Regions from separate parts of the Mus musculus genome. Here regions 1 and 2 are each linked to region 3. The links are chromatin loops, found by intact Hi-C in ENCODE. Cell type or tissue: left cerebral cortex. All regions are shown on one strand. Links, peaks and the distances in the headings refer to the core of each region. The heading gives the core; the rest is flanking DNA. Region 1 has its middle 10 kb from the start of n-TWcca5. Region 2 overlaps Epn2 (epsin 2). Region 3 holds the start of Epn2 (epsin 2).

Region 1 (5,978 bases), core at 543-5,542, 160 kb before region 3:
CGCAAGATCTCGCTGACAACACGTGTGTATTGGTTCACCTTACATTGCATTGTTGAGCTTTGCTTGTGGTGACTTCACAGAGAGAAACTGGTCAAAGAACTTCTTGTGAGGTTCCTGTGGCTTCTTGCCACTTCAGTGGAGTCAGCCAGTTGGAGAGCCTTGCAGTTTCTTCTGGATTGAGTTGCCCTTGCTGGTTCCTGTGTGGTATCTGCCCAGTGGCCTGAACTGCAGCTGCTGGTTCCTGTGTGATGTCTGCCCAGTGGCCTGAACTGCAGCTGTTGGTTCCTGTGTGGTGTCTGCCCAGTGGCCTGAACTGCAGCTGGTGGTTCCTGTGTGGTATTTGCCTGGTGGCCTGAACTTCAGCTGTTGGTTCCTGTGTGGTGTCTGCCCAGTGGCCTGAACTGCAGCTGCTGGCTTATATTTGGTGTTTACTAGTAGACTGCACTGAGAACAACTAAGGTTGGAATCGCCTCAGAGAACTATTTCTAAACAGGTCCACTTCCCCATATCCTAATAGCCTTTCTGTTTGTTTGTTTGTTTGTTTGTTTGTTTAATGTATTTTAATAGCAAACTTAAGGAACAGCACAGAAGACAGACAACATTAAAAACATGTACTTGTATGTAGGGCAACTAAGTTAGAAAAGTATAGTGAATGGATGGAATCTACTGTGTGATAAAAATGCTACAAACACCATTTAGTTGCCATCAATAAGAAATTTACTTATTTTTTTAAAAATCCAAATGCTGGCATTGTCCAGAAAATTTTAACAGGTTTATTTATAATTGCTACAAAGTTGAACTGTTGAAATGTGTTCACTGAAACATTTTGCTTGCATTAATGCTTTACATCTTGCACTTATATTAAAAATTCACACACAAATGAACATGAAGAAACTGCCAATACCTGATTCTGTCCCCTATGTTTCCACTCGCAATCATATACTTAGGTACCTTTGACCCCATGGAAAAAATATCTAACATTCAGAACTACTGATAACAGGAAGAAGAGGGAAAAAAATTTTTTAAGAATGAAATATTTCCCCTCATAGTGGACTCTTAAGCACATTCTCCACGTATGCTAGCTAGCTGGATATCTTTTGGCATAATTGTTACACGTTTGGCATGGATAGCACACAGATTGGTATCTTCAAAAAGGCCAACCAGATAGGTCTCACTTGCCTCCTGCAAAGCACCAATAGCTGAACTCTGAAAGCGCAGATCTGTTTTGAAGTCCTGAGCAATTTCTCGCACCAGACACTGAAAGGGGAGCTTGCGGATCAGAAGTTCAAGGGACTTCTGATAGCATCTGATTTCAGGGTGTGCCACAGAACCAGGCCTGTAACGATGAGGTTTCTTCACCCCTCCAGTAGAGGGCGCACTCTTGCAAGCAGCTTTTGTAGCCAGTTGTTTCCTGGGTGCTTTACAGTTGTTTCCGGTGGATTTGTGGGCAGTCTGCTTTGTACGAGCCATGGTATGGACACCTCCTTACTTACCCCCTCCTTCTCCTTCGGCTGGAGCTCGGCAAGAGAGAGGCGGCGCTGGCGTTGAAGAGCGGCGGCTGCGGGACGAAGGCTGCGAACACCCTAATAACCTTTCTTTTCCACTACCTCTGGTGGGTGGTGGGCCAGAGGAGAGGTTGAACTCTTATTAAAGTAGGTTAAGAAAAATATATGCCTACAGGGGTGTGTTGCTTGCACAGTCTGAAATTTGAGCTTGTTGCCTCTCCCTTCTGCTCATAGACTGAGCTGGTCTGAAGGCTAAGACTGAAGTGTAACAATGTCAGGTTCAAAGAATATTCCAGCTCCCCTAATTCCAAAAGGCAGTCCAAATATCCACAATGAGCTCAACCTGGGCTATAGGAGGATATCTAGAGGCTAGATAGAAGCCAGCATTCCTCAGGAACTTGGGGAACACCTTCCCTCCACCAAAAGCAATCAGTTCCCTTTGCTCTGGAAGAAGGGACATCAATGGCACCTATCAGCTCATCAAAGCCCATGCTGGCCTCCAGACTCCCTCGGTGTCACAAGTACCCGGGACACATTCCAGAGTCCATGCTAGCATCCTAGCCCTTCTCATTTCTTGGGCTATATAAGCAACCTCATCCAGTGAGTTGCTGGGAGACACCCAGCTTCCCTAAAGAGCCAGCAAAGGCTTCTCTCCAATGGTCTTCACTTGTCTTCTGTTGTGAAAGTTGAGATTGTAACACAAAGAGGCAAAAAAAAAAAAAAATGACAGCAGAGAGCAACGGAAACAGTCGAGGTGGGTGCCGGCAACTGAGCGGTCATCAAGCCAAGCTGGAAGAGAAGTTTCGGAACCAGGAAGAAGCCAGGGCAAGAGAAAGGAGAGGCTAGAGAGGGTGGATCCAGACAGAGGCGGATAAAGGAGCCTAGTGTGGTAGCTAAGTCTGTAATCCTGGAAATTGGGAGGTGGGGATAGAAAGCTCAGGAGTTCCAGGTCAACCTCAGCTATATAGCAAGTTCAAGGCCAACCTGGGTTATGTAAGTCCCAACCACACAGATAAAATAAAATAAAATGAAAACAATAAACGGGTTTAAAGACCCAGAAAACAGAAACTGCAGGCCCTACTTAGCAGAAGTGTTCCAAAGAACAAAGGAGCAAGGGTCTCAGACCTCAGGATGAGAACTGTTAATTCTGGCTACTGTCAAGGGGGATCTTTTCAGGTACCCGAGGCCCTAACCAGACTGTAACACTAGAGGGCGCCATGCTCTTCTGCTTCACATGCACACTGCCAGCTGTTTGGACATCCTGAGGACAGACTGGTTAGCACTTGAGGACTTTGTCCTCACCGCCTGGGCTTTATATGGTGGGTCGAGCAAAAGAGCCCTCAGCCAGCTGAGTGAGGACAGCAGAAGCAACAGATGTCTTTCCTAACTGCCTCCCCTGGTCATGTGACCCTGCACAGGCTCTGCTTCTGGCCTTCGAGAACTAGAGGGACAATGGCAAGTTCTGGGTCTCCACACGCTGCACTGATGTTTTACCTCCATTAATGACATATACAAAGGTGTTCACAGCCACTTTCTGGTGAGCACCCAAAAGGGAACTGCCTCTTGTGCTGGTTAGGTTCCTACTGTTTGCTTGTTTTTGTTTATTTGTTGGTTTGCTTGTTGTGTGTTCAACTTGACACAAACCTAGTTGTATCTGGGAAGAGAGAATCTCAACTAAGGAACTGCCTCCATCAGACTGGCTTCTAGACAAGTCTTTAGGACATTTTCTTGGTTGATGATTGATGTAAGAGCATCCAGCCCACTGTGGCAGGCGCCATGCCTGGGCAGTTAAACCTGGTCTGTATTAAGTCAGCTGACTGTGAGCCTGAAAACAAGCCAGTGATCATGGTCCGTCCATGGTCTCTGCTTTGGTTCCCACCTCCAGGTTGCTGCCCTGCTTGAGTTCCTGCCCTGGCTTCCCTCAGTGATCAGGATGAGTGAGCCAGATATAAATGCTTTTCCCCACTCCTTTGCGTTTGGTCCTGGTCTTTATCACAGCAAGAGAAAGCAAACTAGGACACCCCAGGCTTGTACCAACTGGAGCAGGGACTGCATATGATCTGTCTGTTCTAAATGATAGAAGACAACTGGGCAAGGGAAACTTGCACTCATGAGGGAAGCTCTCCCTCACACAGAATATGGTGTATCGTTTTCCAAACATTCCAAATAGAAGAGGCCAAACTTCCTCAGAGTGGGAGAAAGAACAGGCCACTGTGGGGACAGGAGCCTTACCCCTGCATGACAGAGATGTGGGAGAAACCAGGCAGAGGAAGATACACTTACAGGATGTGCTAGGCAAGGTCGCTGTCTGTACTGCAGAGGCTCAGCTGTGCTGGCTGCCCCCTAAAGACAAATCATTTCAGGGACTCAGAGTCTTGCACTTGCACAAGTGGAGGAGAAAGTACACAAGAGTGTATGCATCCCATGCCCTCGAAGAGGCAACCCTCCAGTCTCTGTCCAATGGGGCTCTGCCTTCTCCCAGCACGATCGCTTTTACAGGTTCCCTGGCTGGTCCAGTGGGTAGTGACACAGGTCATGAAACTTCCTCCAGTGTCCATCTGCTGAGCCTTCTGTTCTCTCGTGGACTGGAAGACAAGCAAATCTTTGTCTGAGCTGGTCCCAGCAGCGCCTGGCATCTCCCCCTCCTGACGCTTCTCTTGGAGCTCAGGATAGAGTTAGGACCATGTGGTTCTATGACTGTACCATCCCTTCTAGTCCTCTGTGGCCAATGTGGCTGGACTCTGGGGACTTCTGATGTTGAGCAGGTGTGCTGCACAGTTGACACCCATCTGCTGAGGGACTTCCAAATGAGCCTGAGTTTGGGATTTTGCTCCCAAGTCAAACAGGGCTCAACTTGGAGTATTTCCTAACTCCGTTGGATTGCCTTGAAAATACTGAATAGGTGAAGGCCAAAGGCCCCTGGGCAAGGCAGCAGAATCACTATGTACTCCACATTTTCTAGCACACTGCACTGACAGCCTGCCTCTGATTACTTCCCACAACCTGAACATGTTCCAGCAGCCATGTATGATATTGGGCTGGACCACAGCCCAGCTGACATAGTCTAGAAATGTCCTTAAAGCTGAACAGACACCTCCCTCCTCTACCCCACCGACTTTCCATCCCCTCTTATCGGGAGGTGCCACCAGTTTCTTAGTGAATTTGGAGGGCTCAGACAGGGTGTCCCATCAAGGCTTCTATCTGTACAGATATGAAACAGAAGGAGTCCTATGGTGGTTTGAGTGAGAATGGTCCCCACAGGCTCAAATGTTTGTTTGATCCTTAGTGGGACTGGTTGAAAAGGATTAGAAGGATTAGGAGGTGTGGTTTTGTTGAAGTAGGTGTGTCCTTGCTGGCAGACGTATGTCTCTGGGTATGGGTTTCAAAAGCCCACACTAGGCTCAGTGCCCCACCCCCATGCCTGCTGCTACAGAATAGAGTTTAAAGCTCTCAACTCCCCACTATGATGTTCATGGACTCTGAGACTGTAAGCAAGACCCCAATTAAGTGCTGTCTTTTGTTGGGAGCCGCGCCCACATTCGCCGTTACAAGATGGCGCTGACAGCTGTGTTCTAAGTGGTAAACAAATAATCTGCGCATGTGCCAAGGGTATCTTATGACTACTTGTGCTCTGCCTTCCCCGTGACGTCAACTCGGCCGATGGGCTGCAGCCAATCAGGGAGTGACACGTCGGAGGCGAAGGAGAATGCTCCTTAAGAGGGACGGGGTTTCGTCTTTTCTCTCTCTTGCTTTTCTCTCTCTCTTGCTTCTTGCTCTCTTGCTTCCTGCACCCTGGCTCCTGAAGATGTAAGAATAAAGCTTTGCCGCAGAAGATTCTGGTCTGTGGTGTTCTTCCTGGCCGGTCGTGAGAACGCGTCTAATAACAATTGGTGCCGAATTCCGGGACGAGAAAAAAAACTCGGGACTGGCGCAAGGAGGATCCCTCATTCCGGAACCAGAACTGCGGATCACGTTTATAAAGGTTCCCGTAACACAGACTGTTGAGAAGGATTCAACTGCCGAATTCAGAACTCATCAGCTGGGGAACGACGGTGATAAAGGTTCCCGTAAAGCAGACTGTTAAGAAGGATTCAACTGTATGAATTCAGAACTTTTCAGCTGGGGAACGGCGGTAACCCGTAAGTATAGCTTTACAAGATAAGTCTGATCTTGAACTTTCTAACGAAATTCAAGACAGTCTATCAGAAGTAAAGTGGAAAATGTTTGGCCTTGAATTTTTTCTGGTGTTAGGAGCCCTTTTGTTCCTTTTCACATGTTATCAAGTGATTAAGATAGGGCTGAAAATTCTAGAGGAAATTCAGGGCAGTCTATCAGAAGTAAAGCGGGGAGAGAGAGTAGGAGCAAGGAGAAACGGTAAGTATACAGGCCTTTCCAAGGGTCTTGAACCCGAGGAAAAGTTTAGGTCAGGTAAGAATACCTGGAGAGAGATTAGAAGAAAAAGAGGAAAAAGGG
Region 2 (5,978 bases), core at 373-5,372, 51 kb before region 3:
CACACAGCTTCCATGCTTAGCCTGGCCAGACTCCCTATCTCCTTGGACACACCAAAGAAACTCTCTGCCTTCTGTTACAGGCCCTACTGAGCTTGACTCTTGCCCTGGCCATTCTGGAATCCTTCACTTACCACTCATCTAACCAAGGGTCTTTTCCTGGATTGAATTCCCTATAGTAAAAGAGTGGGTAATTGCAGTCCCAATTCTAGCCATGGAGGAACACCCAGCAAGACTGTGACAACTAGGATGTACCAGGGCTCAGAGAATAGGGACTTGTCAATCTTAGGAAGCTAAGGACAATGTTCTTTGAGATCTGAAAAGGACTCCATTCCCCTGGGCCACTCCTGTGAAGTAGGACACTCCATGGGTGTTAAAGATGACCCCATTATTAGTCTTTCAAGCACATAACTTTATACCTACAAGACCCTAAAATGCCAAAAGGCTTACTTGGGTGCTGCTCAGATATTGCAGTCACTATCCCTATACCCTTGTAACTTCTGGTATGACCAGGCTACTGGCTAGTGTAGTGTAGGATGGAGAGGAATAAAAGCAGGCTTCACTTCTCCCCAGGCTTGCTGCAGTGATACACCCAAAAGTTGTGTGCTAGCTAGATGACATGCATTGTCAAGGAGCACTTCCAAATGGCACTTTTCCTGTTCTCATGTCCTACCAACTCTTATTTGGCCTTTCTGGTTCTAATGCTCCAGAACCACTAGGCTTCAAAACCCTCCAGAAACAACTGTCTCCTGGGGAAGTACCTCTAACCTTTCACTCCAAGCCTGAAACTATACTTCCAGATCCTCTCCTATGTGTGGGATGCTTTGCCAGGTCTGTGAACCCAGCCTCAGGTGGATTCACACTACAGGGGTGGTACTTCATCAGGCATGGCTCTGTCCCAACTGGAGAGAGTATTATGGTAGAAATGGTTTGCCAGGGAGAAGGCTGGGCAGGAAGCCAGAAAAGCTGGTATGATGACACACAGATCCCAGGACCAATGCCATAAGGGAATCCTAGGGATACAGCATACCTTCCTAGTCTCTTCCCTATTCGCTGGTGCTTTACACAAAAGAAACACCCCACTGCAAGGTCAACTACTCTCTCAGCTAGATAGATACACTTGAGGGACACAGTCTGGGGAGACCTCACTGTACTGTAGTCCCTGACAACACTGAGCATCAGTGCCTCTCAGAAGACTGCTGTCGTCTTTCTTCTTGCCCACGTAAGGAGACACATCCTATCATATCCAGCCCCTGCTGCCCTTTTTTAAATGAATACCTTAATACTCCACCAAAGAGTTTTCCCCTCACCTCACCATAGTCTAAAAGGGTCATATACTGCCCTGACAACCAGGGAGAATCCTTGTGGCTAAAGTAAATCCCAACTCCCAAAAGTGCTACAGGATCTGCAAAGTGAGCTTCCCTCTCCCTAGGCCATGGGGACAGAACACGCAGTTGGCTTTCCAGTGGGCCACTGGGCTTGTAAGAGAACACTGTCTCAGACAATACAGCACAGCAGTTCCCACCCTGCAGTAGTCCTACAATGGCCTCCATTCTAAGTGAAGGTACAAGCCTCTGGGTAAGTGCACGTGCCCTCTCTCCACAGGTGGGGCTGGAGCGCCTTCCTACTCTCTATATACCATGTTGGCATCAGGACTAGAGGGAACAAAGAAACCTAGAGTTACAGGTACAAACATGAAGAGCCACTTTCATAGCTACACTGAGAATCCACACAGGAAGAACCCCAAGGGCTTAGACTCAGTGAGGTACTAGGGACAAGGGGTGTGAGACCATGGCTGTCCTCAGAAAGCCCTTGGAAACTTTAGTAAAATATCACAGTCTCCCTAAGCACACAGACTCTGAGGAAGACCTAATATAGATATTTAGTGGGTCTGTTTTGAGATAAATAGGAAGCCAGAATGCATGCAAATCTGAGCTCCTAACACACAAGAGCCCTGCCCAAGGCCCTCTCAGGCAAGAGCCACCTAGCTCAAACACATAACACCCCAAGCTTCTTGCATAGTTGTCTTACTCTACCCTATCAATTTGATTAGCATTCCTCCAGCCAAGCCCTGGGATGGTCCCTGCCTCTAAGAAGAAACAAATCATTGTACCAACCTGAAGACAATAGAAAGCCAGGAGCCAGAACACAGGGCAAGAGGGGATTCTGAGAATAAGATGACCACATCTCCATAAACAGACACCCACCCCATGTCTTTAAGAAGAGTGGAGCTGGAGAGATAACTCAGCAGTTACAAGTGATTGACGCTCTTCCAGAGGATAAAATTTGATTCCCAGAACCTACATCAAGTGGCTCACAACCTGTACTGTACTTTCAGCTCCAGGGAATGCAATGCCTTCGTCTGGCTTCCACAGGCACCCCTACACTTGTGGCATACACAAACAAAGAAAAATGAAATAAATCTTTATAGATAAAGTTTCTCAGGCAGAATAAGACAATGCAAAGATTAGGAGTCTGAGAGGATAGGCTGCCTATACCTCACAGTTCAAGACCTGGAGCTTATTACCCCAGCTACCCACCACCAGTCTGGATACCTGCAACACTCCTCCTGAGCCAGCAGCATGGAGAGCCAGTGGGGACAAAGTAATCAAAACTCAGAGCTCTGAACAGAGAATGAAATAAATGCATGCTCAGCTCAAACCCTTGCCAATCCCAAATGACATAGATCATCAGGGATAAACAGTTGAACCCAAATGAGCTGTCAAGTCTCCATTCTGCAAGTAACACTGCAAGTCCAAGGTGTGTGTAACGGGGACTCTGAAAGCTGATGGGCTGAATTTAGTGCCAAATGAATAGAAACCATAGTCACAAGCAGGTAGTCCTGTAGCCAGCAGTCTGCTTCAATCACTCTGTAAAGAGAGTGCCACCCCTAACCCCTAACTCCACAGGAAAGCAGCAGACACGAGGCTGGCCCGCCGCCCTTAGGAGAGAGAAAGGGCAATGAGGCCATCACAAGGCTCTTCTATACCTTCAGGGTCTGGCATCAGTAGGTCCTGCCATGCCACACACCCAATAAATAAAGGCTTATTTAAAGCTCAAGTGAGTAGAAAGGAGAATGGAACCAAGTTCAGAGAGACAGCAGCTTCCGCCTCCTCTGTAGATCCATTCACATGGAGCCCAGTGGATAAATGAATATTCATGTGCACAGCCGGCAGTCACAGTCCATACTGGGGTCATCAAGAAGCCAGAGCACACCTGCTACCGGCAGGCGGAACTTAGGCTCAGTCCTGGCCTTGGCTCTGGTAGGTGGGTAGACTGTAAGGGTGACAAGCCAGCCAAGGCCTTCTGAATTAACAGGCTGTGAGGCCTCTTCAGACCAGGTGGCAGCTTTGTGTATCTAGAACAGAGGAGGAAGTGCCCCGCTGACCTGGCAGGCTCCAACTTCCCTCCTCTGGGCTCTTAGCATTTCCTCCCAAGGCCACTTGGCTCAGCAGTCCCCAGTGCTGCTTGGAAAGAACTGGTAATAACAGGACCCACTACAAATGGTGGCTTTCAGAAAAGCATTCCTTTCATGCAGAGAGTGGCTCTGTGCTGTGGGAAGAGACTTTAATAATTATGAGTATCCTGGGACTGAGGAGTGGCTCTTAGCCACTCAGTTTTAGCAGAGGCTAAGCAGTAAGCCCATATCACAGGCCTGCTCTGGAGCCAGCTCAGAGCTTCAAGAAGCAAAACACCTGCCTGGGTCAAGTAGCTGGGGCCAAACCCAAAGAACACAGTGACTTCAGCATCATTTTTCAATAGCACCTACACAGGACACATAGCTGCTAAAGAGCTAGTGGCCCAACCACAAAGTGCCAACCCATACCACACAAATGAGTACTACCACGGTTTCCAATGACACCTACATGGGGCACATACACAGCACAGCACAAGTTGGGAAATGTATGTGTGTCTGAGCGTAACAATACACAATGTGACCTCAATTCGGTTACACAATGTAAGGGGGAAAGAAGTGGATAGGTAGTTCAGATTTTACCAACAGCTATCTCCATGCTGGAAGGATACACTTTAACTTATCAGGGTGCACAACCTCCCAGCAATCTAAGATGTCCTACCACAAGCTCTGAGCTGGCGGGGAGAGGTGGGGAGGGGACATTTCTGGGCTTTGGTGATCTGTGTATTCCTCCAGTCACCAGTAAAAGTGTCAACTGTGTGGGAGCCGAGAGTGGGCAGGTCCACAGAGAACAGGCACAGGGACCAGCCTCAAGGAGCCGACCATGAGCAGCACCCTTGTTCAGGATAGCTTTAATCCTCACCACCATGTAAAAACAGATAGTGATCATTTGGGCTTTAGTTCAATCTTCTCTTTTGAAAATTAGATTCACAATGGCCAGGAACTAAACACAATGCAAATGTCCAATGGGAGGAGAGTGTACCATGAGTTGCCACATCCACAGGGGATACTTCTGGCCAGGAAAAGACTAAACACCTACTATATTGCAGACATGCTGCCAACAAATGAAGGCCACAGTAATGTGACTTTGCTAATAATATGATAATGTCCACATCAAACAAGTCTTCATGAACCAAGGCATAATAATAGCAAGCTGGTGGCTAGGAGTTGAGTATGGATTCTTTCTGGAGTAATGGAAACAAGTTCCATTCTACCTAGTAACAATAGTTATACAGCTCTGTGAATGTGTGGGGTTTATTGTTTTGTTTTGTTAAATATTCCAGTTTTGTTAAATAGTCGGAATGGCAAATTTCATCTCCATTTGAAGAGCAAGCAAAGGACATATCCAAACAGAGCTCTTGGTACCTGTTCCCACAGCAGGCCGTGTCCTACTCAGGCTCCCTGTCACAGCCTCTGTATGCGACCCTGGTCCGACCCACTAGGAATTCTCTATAGCTGGGCCTGGATAATGGTCACTCAACAAAAAGACTGTGTTACAGATCTGGGAGAAGAAAGCATCAAAGCCAGTCCTGGAAAGCCGACTATCCCCAGAGCACCACAACACTTCCACAGCTGCCTATACTCTACTCTTTTTATTTTTTTTAAGGATTTGTTTATATTATGTATATGGGTACAGCTGGTTTTAAGCCTTCATGTGGTTGTTGGGAATTTTTAGGACCTCCGTTCGCTCAGTCCCTGCTTGCTCTGGCCCAAAGATTTATTTATTATACATAAGTACACTGTAGGTGTCTTCAGACAGCACCAGAAGAGGGCATCAGCTCTCATTATGGGTGGTTGTGAGCCACCATGTGGTTGCTGGAATTTGAACTCAGGACCTTTGGAAAAGCAGTCAGTGCTCTTAGCTGCTGAGCCATCTCGCCAGCCCTACTCTACTCTTCAAGAGTACAACCACCACAGGTTTTTCTGGTCTCCAAGGATAAGAACTCAGGTAACACTAATTGGCCCTAGGAAGTTGGCAAGCTCCACTGTAGCCAAAGTACGCTAAAGAGCAGCTGAGGCTGACACAACTTTTAGACCAAATACAAGCAATTGCAAGAGAGATCAGTCCCTGAATTATGTGACACCCACTCCTTTCCCCTCACCCTTCTACCTGCTGCCCATGTCACAATGCATGGGTCTCCCCCCGCCCCCAATTACCCACACCTTCTAACACACTATTCTACAAGACACTGTTTCTCAGTGCCCACCGACCTCTAAGATGCTCAACTCACTATTCTGATCTGACAAGTCCTGGCCAAAGCCTGGTTCACACAGCACTGCTCGCTGCTACCAGGACAAAACCATTCATTATCTGGGTGTCCCAGATAATTCATATGGGAGGACAGAGCCTAGCATTAGGTATACTTTAACAAACATCCAGAGAACTGGGCAGAGCACAAAAGGTCCACTTTATGAAAAAAAAAAAAAAAAAAAGAACACAGGTACACACATCACAGGAATGTCCAACAGGGTTCAGAGAACCAGGCCAGAAGCATAAAGCCTCTAAGACCAAGCTCCCTACCAGCAATTAAGAAATTTCATGTGCCAGGAAAATCACCCACAATAG
Region 3 (5,978 bases), core at 708-5,707:
CCTTCTTCTGGCCTCTGAGAGCACTATACCCATGTACACATAGAAACACAAAAATAATAAAATAATAAGCAATAAAATAAATCTTTTTTTTTTAATTAAGAAAGCTAGTCTTGGTGATGAGTGCCTTCAACCTCAGCACCAAGTCAACCTGGTGTACATACGGCATTCCATGGCAATCAGAGCTCCACAGCCAGTGACTGCCTTATCAGAATGTATGTCAATTTTCAAAAACTCAATCCACTGGAGGGCTGGGTACATCTCAGTAGCAGAGTACTTTGCCTAGCATGTGTGAGGCCCCAAGTTCCATTCCCAACACTGCCGGGAAGAAAATACAGAAATCCACTAGATAGTCATTTCACAGTACAGATGGCCAACAGTTTATACCAGAGCAAGATTAAACAGTGGGACTAGTGGTACAAAATCATAGAAGCATCATCCTGGCCCACAGGACTACTTATTACAGACCTGAGTACTATTGTATGTCACAGACTGAACAGAGCCTTGGAAAAGCAAAGAAAGACGAGGCAACCACTGGCCTCAAAGTGTCACAGTCTCAAAATGCCCAGAGTACCCTAACAGACCTTGTGTGGTAGAAAGGTTGGGAGAGCAGAGGAAGAAGGGTCCAAAGATTGGCAGCTGGCAAAAGCTTGATAGTGAGGCAAGCGTAAACCCAAATACAGACCAAGGGCCAACCATGGTATCCTGTGCCCTGTAATTCAATCCCTGGAGAGAGTGAGGCAGGAGAATCAAATTCTAGGCCAACCTGGGTTACACAGTGAGACTCTTTGGGGAATAAATTCTCAGGGTCACTAGGTGCTCATGGCACTCAATCACATCCCATCCACAAGGCAGGAGAACTCTGCACACAGTGGGCAATTGAATCAAATTCATTCTTTTCATGCTTCAGTCCACAAAGAACTCGAAAGTTGCCACTATTAGTGAAATTTAAAACTTCCTTTAACTTCTAGAAGAAAAAAAAAAAAAACACCATTAACATAAATCAGATTCTCCAAAACTTTTCAACTACTTTCACAGGACTCTTATCAGAATCTCCACTCTTGGGAAATCTATTCCTCATTATGAAAGATTACATAAGAGGCAGTCATATTTCCACAGAGAGGTTCTGCAAAGGATGGGCTATTATTCAAGACTGCAAACACCATGCCAGGTATCATCACTTGGAAGTTTCAAATACCTGGGCTGGGGAGAATGCTAAGCAGTCAAGAGCACATACTTTCTAAAGAACCAGAGCTCACTTCCCAGCACCCACTTCAATGGCTCACAACTAAATGCACTCCAGCTGCAGGGGGCATGACACCCTCTTCTGCACTCAGAGGGTACCAACACTATACACTGGCCCCCAGACACACACACTTTTTTTTTTTAAAGTTTCTCGTTTCTTGGTAACTCAGATGTTTGGCACCATACACCCCGCAGCGAAAGGAGACCAACACAGCCCCCATCCTTCTATCTCAGGGCTCAGGGAAAAATCCAAATACTGAACAAAATTACTCAAATCAACCCATGTGGAACAGTACTTTGCAATTCATGTTTATGAAACAACAACCCAGCCACACAGTTACACATAACTAGCCTAACTTTAAAACTAGGAAAACCAAACTTTAAAGTCACAAAAGCAGCCTGGGTGTGGTGGCCCACATCTTTAATATCTCCACCCTAAAAGGCAGATGCAGGTGGATCTCTGTGCATTCCAGGCCAGACTGACTACCCAGTGAGAGCCTGTCACAAACATAACAAAAGCAAACATTCAAAAAAAGAAAAAAAAAACCAAGACCTACAGGTGTTTCCCCAACACAATCATTAATCACAAATGCCCTAAGAAAAGCTGCAGTTCCTCCCAAGCTCGTTTAAATACAGACAAGAGCTTCATTACCAACAATACATAGATGGAAAGCTTAATTACCAATGCAAAGCCGATCACCGAGAGAGAATCCAGTATCTGCCGCTATCACTCTAAATCTAGAGTTACAAGACCACAAAGTTCCCGTTAAGTCTTTCTTATATTACATAATAGGGACATGGATCAAAGAAATTCACCTTTTTCAATCATTTCAACCCAATTTCAATCCCTTCTTCCACAGGGTATTTTCTTGACTGTGCAAAAGAAGAATTCACACTTCTTTCTCATCTTCCCTTGCCCATTTTCTTGTATGAATGTTAAAAATAGCAGGCAAGCGATTTGGGGGAATCCTAAACGTTGAAGAAATCCTTAAGTGTCCCAGAGTTGGGGCTTCCAGCTGTGTCAAACACCCTATCCCTAGATGACCTTGGGCAAGCTAACACATTTTGGGCCTTAGTTCCCCTAGTCAAAAAACACAAGAATAGCTAAATCCTATCTTTTCTGAAACATAGACTTCAAATGCGTTCCCAAGGCAGCACTAAAGTGAAGAGGCCGCTGGGAAGGACTGAGGCCCGAGACCAAGCAACAGACTTACACCGGCCGACCTAGGGTTTCTAGGGAGCTCAGACAATCTGCTCCCCCTGCAAAACCACTGGGCCAACTTCAGGTTGCAAACAAAAACCTGTTGGCCCGGACTCCTCTAGGAATGGCCTGCCTCTCCCAACGCGCTCGGCTCGCGCTCCGACGAAGCCGGCCCACGGGAGAGCGAGGGTCTCCCGGAAGAGGCCGACCCCACGCGCGGCTCGCCCACCCGGACTCGCCCAACAGGGCCGCCAGGTCTCTGCCATCCCACGCGGAACAAAAGGCAGCTGGAGCCTGGCTTCGCCGCCCCCGTCCCCGCTGTGCTGTGGAGTGGGGGCCGGGAAGGGGAATCCAGTCCCGGGGGCGAGAAAGACGTGGGGAAGAGTATCCCCTTCCCCCGGTCCCCTGAGGGAGGGCCGGCCGGCTCGGACCCGGTTCGAGGGGCGAGCACGCTCTGGGGAGGGGCGGGGTTGTTCCAAACTGAAGGCTCTGTCGCTGAGGTGTGAGGCGAGGACAGGAGCCAAAGCCGGGAGGCAGACGTCGCCTCTCTCTCGGCTCCGAGCGGGCTCAGGTGGGGCGGGGCCTGGCTGAGCCGTCCAGCCGGGTGGGGTCCGGCTGGCCGCACGGTGCACGCCCCGGCCGGCGAGGGGGAAGCCGGTGCTCTTAGGGGCGTCCACGCACTGGAAGAGAAGGTCTGCGCGCAGCCCCGCCCCGCCCCGACTCCCGAGCCACCACCACACCAAGCCCCGCGAGTCCCGGCTCACCTCCGTTCCTGGCCAGCGCGAGTGCAAGGCTGCAGCCGCCGGCGACGCGGGAGAAGCGGGAGCGACCCGAGCCTGTGCAGCGTTTGACACCCACACGCCAGCCAACATGGCGGCCGAGAGGGGGCGCGCCGGCAGCGAGCGCGCGCGCGCGAGCCCCGCCCTCCGAGCGCGGAGGCTCCTCCCACACACACTGGCTCCGCCCTGCCTCGCTCCTAGGCCCCGCCTCCAAACCGGTCCGCCCCTCCCACATATGCCCCCAAGGCCTTCTCTAAATAGCTCCTGCTTCTACACAAACCTAACAAATTTATGAAGCCCTAACTCAGAGTCCAACACATCCCCCCTACCTCAACAATTCCCCAGGGCATACATAACTACCTTAACCATCAATCCATGCTCCTCCCTTAAATCCTCAAGCACAGAACCCCGCCTAGCCTAATCAGAACCATGGTCTCCTAGTATTTCCTCTTGCACGTGAAAAATGTTGTGATGAAGAGACAGGAAGGAGGCCAGGTGCCAGACAGGGTTGATTTATTTTGCTACAAGTGCGTTCACTTCATGAAGATTCACTTATGCATATTTCAGATTTGTATACTTTTCTGTGTGTGCATTTCAATAAAAAGGTTGAGTCCAGAACTTTGGCAGCCCAAGTGGTTGAACCCTCGGCCGCTCGAGTCTCCCATGATTCATCAGGATACTGGGATTTAGCAACCCCAACTGCAAGCCTGCAGTCTCACTCTTATGCACCCAACAAAGCAATGTAGGGCCGGCCACATGCCAAGCTACAGCACACAGAGGCAGGCCAGAGATGAGAGCAGAGCCTTATACAAGAAGGTAAGGAGAGTCCTTTCCCTCTTTCCCCAAGAGAGGATCTCAGAAGGGTCAGAACTGAAGGCTAGACCCCAAAACTGCTAGCAGAGAGCCCTCATAACAGGGTCTAGGACATGAATCAGGGCTCAAGGGGAGAGTACAGGGAACTATTTCAGTTGTTTGAATATGCTTGGCCCAGGGAATGGCACTATTAGGAGAATAGGCCTTGTTGGGGTGGGTGTGGCCTTGTTAGAAGAAGTGTGTCACTGTGGGAGTGGGCTTTGAGACTCCTAGCTGCCTGGAAGACACTCTTCTGTTGGCCTTCAATTTAAGATGTAAAACTCTCAGCTCCTCAAGCAGTGTGCCTGCCTGGACTGTGCCCTGCTTCCTGCCATGTTGGTAATGGACTGAACCTCTGAACCTGTAAGCCAGCTTCAATTAAATGTTGTTTTTATAACAGTTGCCAGGCTAGAAAGATGGCTTAGCGGTTAAGAGCACTGACTGTTCTTCTGAAGGTCCTGAGTTCAAATCCCAGCAACCACATGGTGGCTCACAACCATCTGTAATGAGATCCGGTGTCCTCTTCTGGTGTGTCTGAAGACAACTACAGTATACTTAAATAGAATAAATCAATAAATCTTAAAAAAAAAAAAAAAAGAGTTGCCTTAGTCATGGTGTCTCTTCACAGCAATGCAAACCCTAAGACAATTTCTGTAACCAATCTATGCCCAAAAATTTCATTCTGCCTTTGCTCACTGAAGGAGAGTTTGCAGGTCATTGTACTTCTCAGAACCACAAGTACATTTTTCCTATAAAGAACTCACAAATTCACAAGAAAGAAAAGGCACCTGGGTCTCAAAAGCAGGGAATTTAGAGTCCTTTTCTCGGCCCACGATATATTAAAGCTGGAGGCCACCCCTAACACAAGGTCATGTGGTCACTTTTCTTTTGAAAGTCTAGCTGGAGAACATTCTGGATGCTGGAAGCCCTGACCCATAATTTACTGCTACAGTGTGTCCCTGGATTAATGAATGAAATCACATGTTATGTACCTGCTTTGCCATAAAAACTATAGTTCCATTTTGAACTGGCCCATTGGGTTTCAGAAAATGTGATTTCTCTGTTCCTTATCACAAAGTAACAGCCACTTCTGTAACAAAAGACTAGTTAACAGGAGTGGGCAAAATACAGCTGACTTGATCATTGATGTGGCCAGAAGCCTTCAGCAGTAAAGACTCAAAAGACCCAGAGAAAGCTGACCTACTCCCTATGTGTGTTCATTTGATGAAGAATGAGCCACCATACAGAGACATGATTAGACAGAACAGGGTAGCTCTAAGAGAGGAGACCAGAGAGGTTTGCCTGTTCTGATTCTCTTTATGGCTTGGCTTTCTAGATATATACAGAACCCATTCTGAATGCAAGGTCTAGTGACCTACAGGCTAACTTACAGAACTTCTCCATGGACAACACAGAAAGATTGTCTGGGCTTTGTGGCTGATCTTGGTGGAGAGGAATTCTAGTTTCTGAGGCTCAGCTTGAGGGATGAAAGAGCATAGGATATAGAAAGGCAGGGAAGGGTCAGAAAGAGACTTTGCTGGCAACACCTTTCTAATGTCCTTCAGTTCAAAGTACCCTGCATGTCAAATGACACACTGGGGACCCAACAATCTCATTATAGAGAATGGAGCTTAGAGGAAAAGAGAACTGTCTTGAAATAATAGTGCCTTGCCCCATTTACAACTCCAGATTGACAATGACAGCAGCCTGGCAAGGGTGGAGACAGCTCCATCCTCTGGAACAGCCTGAAAGACTCTCCTCAGAGGCTTCTGCTGAGGTGAAGCCGAGACCCACGAGAAAGGTCAAGGTCTGAGAACGAAGCGGAGAAGAAGAGCTCCTCACTTCAGAATTTGGATGAAATTTTTTGCCAGCTAAGAAGCAAAAGTTCCACCTCGATTAAAAAT

Evidence for each region. A loop is a pair of places that touch in the nucleus more often than their neighbours do. Peaks named below come from ENCODE experiments on the same cell type or tissue, not always from the same donor. Only the 100,000 strongest peaks of a DNase experiment are listed, where the experiment ranks them.
Region 1: it touches region 3 in a loop (2.4-fold over the local background); 4 of 42 quality-filtered maps call a loop at or near these places.
Region 2: it touches region 3 in a loop (4-fold over the local background); 11 of 42 quality-filtered maps call a loop at or near these places.

The regions. Positions count from the first base shown.
Region 1 is chr11:61,415,346-61,421,323 of GRCm38, forward strand. It overlaps the pseudogene Gm12271. Among named protein-coding and RNA genes, the nearest start is that of n-TWcca5, 10 kb to the left of the region's middle. In left cerebral cortex, for the core only: CTCF peaks have their summits at 1,374 (motif pointing right) and 2,707 (motif pointing right); DNase peaks (open chromatin) are centred at 1,343, 2,720 and 4,079.
Region 2 is chr11:61,526,153-61,532,130 of GRCm38, forward strand. The region is part of intron 7 of Epn2 (epsin 2); the gene reads right to left. Among named protein-coding and RNA genes, the nearest start is that of B9d1, 24 kb to the left of the region's middle. In left cerebral cortex, for the core only: a CTCF peak has its summit at 3,389; DNase peaks (open chromatin) are centred at 961, 3,290 and 4,176; H3K27ac peaks cover 4,043 bases.
Region 3 is chr11:61,576,360-61,582,337 of GRCm38, forward strand. Epn2 (epsin 2) reads right to left here and starts at 3,328. Exons shown (of 11, transcript NM_001252188.2): 1 at 3,208-3,328. In left cerebral cortex, for the core only: a CTCF peak has its summit at 3,330; DNase peaks (open chromatin) are centred at 2,779, 3,355 and 3,895; H3K4me3 peaks cover 2,546 bases; H3K27ac peaks cover 2,247 bases.